Regions from separate parts of the Mus musculus genome. Here region 2 is linked to region 1. Evidence: chromatin contacts called from ENCODE Hi-C or POLR2A ChIA-PET data. All regions are on one chromosome and are shown on one strand. Each heading gives the region's core, a stretch centred on a gene start or an enhancer-like site at or near the end of the contact. The rest is flanking DNA. Distances are from core to core; before and after follow the strand shown. Region 1 holds the start of Zfp36l2 (zinc finger protein 36, C3H type-like 2). Region 2 overlaps Thada (thyroid adenoma associated).

Region 1 (2,778 bases), core at 59-2,558:
CGGGTGAGGCTGCGCAGCTCGTGGAAGCCGTGCGCGAACTGGCACTTCTCGCCGTACTTGCACGTGCCGCTCTCCTCGAAGGGCCGGCACAGCTCCGTCTTGTAGCGCGTGGAGTTGATCTGGGAGCCGCTGCCCCCCTTCTGCTGCTGCTGCAGGTGCAGGAGGTGCTGGCTGCGCTCCCCGTTCTCGCTGAACGAGCGGTCCCGAAATTTGCTCTCCTTGGTGACCAGCGCCGTGCCGCTGCCCCCCGAAGGCTCCTTGAGCTGGCCGTAGGAGGCCAGACCGCCTCCGCCTGCGGGGCCACAGCTGCTGCCGCCGCCGTTAGGGGCGCCCGGGAACTTCGGCGAGCAGCTGCCCGGACTGGGCACAGGGTGGGCAAGCGCGTGGAGGTTGCTGGCGGAGTGGCGTCGCAGGAAGCCCGGAGTGAAGCTCGAGCTGGGGGCAGCAGCCACGGGCGTCCCTACCGCCTTCTTGTCCAGCATGTTGTTCAGATTGAGGTTTGCCAGGGATTTCTCCGTCTGCCAAAGGGAGGGGAGCGGGAGCGGGATGAAAATCGGATGGGGAAGAGAGTCGGGGCTAACTGCAGAGTGAACGCCCTAGTCCCAACTGCCCACTTGTTGGGGTTTCTGGTGGGATCCGATTCAGCCTCCACCGCTACACTCGCAAAACGCAGGCCGGAGAGAGTGGAGGACGCCCACCCCGGCCGCTCCGGGTCTAGCCATGTGATCCTGGGCCCGTGGCCACGGGGTGGGCGGCGCAAACGCTGTCCGGGAAGTCCCGGCAGCGTGGCCGCGGTCGGTTCGGGAGGAGCACGGCTGCTCCAGCCGCTACTCGCTCTCTCCACGCCCACAGTCGCAAGCACACAGTCCTGCTAACTCCAGGACTTCCCTCCACCCGCAAAGTCAACTTGGAAGGGTCCCTCCCGCCTCGGCCCGGCCCGGCGGCAAGTCTCGGAACTCCAAAGGGTTCCAGGCCGTCCGCCATCCTTTCCGGCTGCCTGCTTACCTTGCACAAGAAGTCGATATCGTAGAAGGGTGACAGAAGTGTGGTCGACATTTTTCTGGGTCCTGTAATGGTCGAAATTGCAAGCGTGGAGGTTGGGAGGTGCCCTCGGTACGGCGAGACTCGAACCAAGATGAATAACGGGCGAGGGCCAAGGAGGGACGGAAAGTTGTGCTTGTGCGGCCGAGGAAGCGGCGGCGGGAGGCCGTGGCGCGGAGTGGGGGGCAGAGGAGAAGCGAGAGCGCAGCTCGGCGCCCCGGCCCGCCCCCCGCCCGAGCCGTCGGCAGCTCGCGGACTGGTGGAACTCGGAGACCTGAGAGCGTGCGCCCTTTATACAGCCCCGGAGCGGCGCGGCGGCGGGGCAAAGCGCACCGGGGGAGGGGACTGAACGCTGACCGGCCGGGGTCTCCAGGCAACGCCGCCCGCCAGCCCGCGGACGTCAGGCTCCTTCTCGGCTTCTCATTGGTCGCCGCCAATTTTTCCCCTTCGGGGGAGGGGAGGAGAGGGGAGGGGAGGGGCGGGCAGCCTGGGCGTCCCGAGCGGCGTGGGGCGTGCGGCCCCCTTGGGTCCTGCTGGGTGGCGGCGGCGGGAATACCTCGCTCTCCTCCGCCTCTACGAGTATAACGTTGGAAAGCACGTACACGTTCTATCTGCCCAGGACGGGGCTACCCGGGACGTGCCTTTCCTCGCCCGATCCGGCTGGGCCGACTGGCGCAGCTTTTATCTCCCATCCTAGTTTTTGCTCCGCGCGCGGGAACAGCAAAACAGCAATGGTGCGCTTGGCCAAGTTGCTTGGGACTAGGAACGGGGGTCGCGGCCTGTCCCGTAGGTGGCAGCTCCGGCCCGGCTGCACGTGGAGACGCAGTAGGGGTGGGGGCGGGAGCGGCCAGCCTGGAGGAGCATTGGCGCGTTTCTCCGCCCCTCTCCCCGCCCAGGCTCAGTAAACAGGACTTGAGCGCTGCGGCCTGTGGGGCAGAGCCGAGTGTCTGAGGACAAGGCGCTGGCTTTGCTAATCACATCACAAGACCTTGAGCCTGGGCCAAAGGCGCCGAGTGGCGCGGGGTGTCCGGGGCGGGAAAGCCTATTCCAGGGGACTAGAGGGAAGTCGGAGGAGCAGTGTGGACATAGAGGAAGTCACTTCCTTCACCTTTGTGCCTGCTGGTTGGCCTGGCCTCCTCTCGGGGATGTGGGTGCAGCTCCTAGCCAAGGCTTCCCGCCTGTACAGCCTTGGCCTGTCGAATCCTGCAACCTTCCTCCTTCTGCTGTGGGAGGCGCGGCATTGAATCTAAGCTTTGTGTGAGCTGCCGGAGGCGAGGCGGTGATTGCTGAACCACCACCCAGGTTGGGGGAAAGAGGTCCTCATTCGGTTGCCTTTAGTGCAACTCCTACCAGCTTTCCATGGAAAAAGCAGTCCCAGAAGGCCCCTGGCTCTTTTTGAGAGGGGTCTCACACACACACACCTCCACACACCTAGCGACCCCCACCCCCACCCCGTGAGGCCCATCTGGTCAGGTCCAGAACCCTTTATCCCTACACTTCATACTGGCTGCCAAAAGCTGGAGTTGGGCCCATGAATTCACCCAGCTGGCAGTCCGGGTTGCCCTGGGTGGAAGGCCCAGTAGTTGCCAGAGAAGGCTGCTTGACCAACTACATCCTTCCCATGTTGCTCTTCCTGTCTGGTTGACCCAGTCCAGTGTGCACTTGGGCTGTATCAGTTAACCTTGAAGCTAAGGAGGTAGATCTGTCACTCAAAGGCTCCTGAGTCCAGGTGCATTT
Region 2 (2,700 bases), core at 182-2,681, 180 kb after region 1:
CTAATAAGAAGGCTAGTGCTGTGGTGCACACTTGAGTTGAGAGTAAGTTAAAGAGGCAAGAAGATCAAGGCTTCCAGGCCAGCCTGGACGACAAGAGAACCTGTCTCGAAAAACAAAGTCAAATATCTTATGATTGCTTATCATGGCTTCCTATGAGCCTCCAACTAAACCTAGCTCCAAGAAGGGGAAAAAAAACTGAAACAAAAAACTAATGAATGAACATCTATAGCAGTGTCATAGGTGCTCTGTAAGTATGAAAGACTGCTCGCTGTGTGCACAAGGCTACAATGGTTTATAAAATCCTTCCCAGACGGGTGTAAATAGTCTTTCTGAAGCCTACAGCAGGCTGTGCCAGTCACAGTAGGCCATTCACTAGTCAGACCTGGCTTTGCGTTTGGCATAAGCAGTCACTTTACGAGTAATTTTCAGATCAGATGAGTTAAACACTGCTGTCTTCAAAGTTCCGACTTGGCAAAATACACATCTTCCTCAAACTCGTAAGACCAAACGAAAGGAAAGGCAGCTCCTGCTGCGGGATGGCGGCTCTGTGCTGTCCGTCAAGTGCTAGCCCTGGACAAGTCAGTGACGACCATGAGCAGCAGCCCTGCCAGCAGGAATCACTGTCAAGACAGAACCCGACCTACGGCATCACCTGCCGAAGAAAACTAGAGTGGAGAAAGCAAACACCTCATGAATATTCACTTGCCCTTGGTCCAAGAAAAGTAAGTTTGCCTTTAATTAAAAATAAAAATAACCCAGAAAGCTGAAATAAGATCTGAGGAGTAGTGGCCATGGGTCAGCCCGTCAGCATAAGAAAGAGTTGGCAGTGCCCAGGGGAAAGTGCTCCAGTGTGTGACTGTGACACCATTCTGCTCTTGTAAAGATTTGGAAATTAGATTCTGTCCTGGACAGAATTAGGTCTAGCTTCTCCACTACTGTGCTGACAAGCCAAAAAGTACCCCTGGTACAAGGGTGCCCAGTGGTTCCAAAGCCCTGGCCTGAGCCACAGAGAGCAGAGTCAACAGCTGACAGACAAGCACCACAATGTAAATGCTCCAGAGGACATTGCTACACACAAATAATTCTACCTCTGCTTCCCAGGAGTTTTAAATCAGACTTACAAAACAACGCATAAAGGAGCAGAAAAACAAAAGCAAAAGAAAAAACTGACGGAAAGGGGGAGAGGGAGAAGGAGGGAGAGGGGGACCAAGGGGCCGGGGGAAAGGGGACCAGGGGGACCAGGGGGACCAGGGGGAGAGGGAGAAGAATAATATGGTTATGGAGGCCTGAGCAGTAAGCAAGAGCCAAAGAGAAGCTCTCCAGGAAGGTTCAGCACACATGAGCTGGGGTAAACCAGGACACTGTCAGCCCATGTGCTGCTTAGATAACGCTTGGTCTTAAAGGTCAGCAAGGATTTCCCTCTCCTAGGACGGCTGGGAGGCTAGAGGGGAGGAGAAAGCCTTTAATAAAAGGCATAGCATAGATGCTTTTGAGGCCAGGATGCCTTTGGCTTGCCTGGAACAATGGACAGGATGGGTGTGGATGTGGAGGGCCTAGATGCCAAGCTAATGGAGCTGAGCCCTGAGCTCTCCAAGTCTGGGAAGCTGCCTTAAGTTTGGGCCCAAGAATAAACATCATAAATTGTGTGTGGGTCACTGCGAAAATGTTTTAAGCAAGTATATGGTGCCTACACAAAAGTGGAGAGAGATTTTTAAAAATTACATTTTATTTAGGGCTGGGAGGAGCGGTGCCACACACCTTTAATCCCAGTTCTCAGGAGGCAGAGGCAGCCGGATTCACATAGGAGACCCTATTTCAAAAAATAATATTAAGTTAAACTGTTGAAGAAATAACTGTTTAAGTGTGTGAGTGTTGTGTGCTTGTGTCTGCGGGTGTGCCTGCATATGTCACAGAATGTGAGGGCCCAAGGAGAACCTGTACAAGTGGATTCTCTACACCATAGCTCCCAGGGGTCAAACAAAAGCATCACACGTGCTGGTGTCGTTACTCACAGAGCCACTGAACTGGCCAGAGAGAGCTTTTAAAAAACAATACACTACTAGTTAGAAATGCACATATTTTTCCTGGATATCTGAACAAGGCCTATCACCGACACTGTTTTAGATCCTAGGGTAAACCTAGACACCTGGCCAAGGGCTGGAGCGGCGACCCTGCTGTCCGCTGTAACACCCTCCTCCTCAATCCTCACTACAGTCTGTATTTTGCTTTACACACTACAGATTTCCTTGTGTACCTCGAAGGAAGAACTGTCAGTCATCAATCTGGATGGTGTAACTTAATAGGTCCTTTGTTCAGAAAATTTAATTACAGGCTTGAACCCTGAATGAATGTAAAATAAAAACACTGGGGGGGACTTGGCAGGATCGGTCAACTAAGCGGCTCGAGGGTCCCCACCTCTACCCCCCACCATCCCTGGCACATCTGCAGCAGCAGTTTCTTCACTGGTATTCGCAGCATGGCCCATCTTCTGTAATTGCTTCTGGCTCCTCTGGCCTGGTCTCTGGCTGTCCTGTAGCTCCACTTACAACTAAGGCTTAAAGATGCTCAGAGGTGATGTCAGCCTTTTCCTACCTCTTAGGAGGCTTCTGCCTGAACACAGGCTATAGATAGCCTTACAGCTGAGCTAGTTTGTGCTGGTTCCTGGCAACTTCTTTGCTCCCCAACAAGGCTCTGCAGGAG

The links. Hi-C counts contacts between places; a loop is a spot of excess contacts on that map. ChIA-PET counts read pairs that join two places held with the same protein, here RNA polymerase II (POLR2A).
Region 2: POLR2A ChIA-PET joins it to region 1 with 43 read pairs in Patski. The contact joins the enhancer-like site here to the promoter of Zfp36l2 in region 1. A Hi-C loop is called at or near these places in 1 of 37 maps with a recorded cell type or tissue (CH12.LX). POLR2A ChIA-PET finds 5 or more read pairs at or near these places in 4 of 5 experiments (Patski and embryonic stem cell).

Annotation. Positions count from the first base shown.
Region 1 is chr17:84,186,639-84,189,416 of GRCm38, forward strand. It overlaps Zfp36l2 (zinc finger protein 36, C3H type-like 2), which reads right to left and starts at 1,309. Exons shown (of 2, transcript NM_001001806.2): 1 at 1,006-1,309; 2 at 1-518. The coding sequence starts at 1,056. It also overlaps a transcript of Gm36279 not described here.
Region 2 is chr17:84,362,205-84,364,904 of GRCm38, forward strand. All of the region lies in intron 26 of Thada (thyroid adenoma associated), which reads right to left. Among named protein-coding and RNA genes, the nearest start is that of Gm24722, 28 kb to the right of the region's middle. Within about 2 kb of position 1,432, at least 2 of the 3 ENCODE cell types and tissues checked have a DNase peak (open chromatin) inside an H3K27ac peak, as active enhancers do.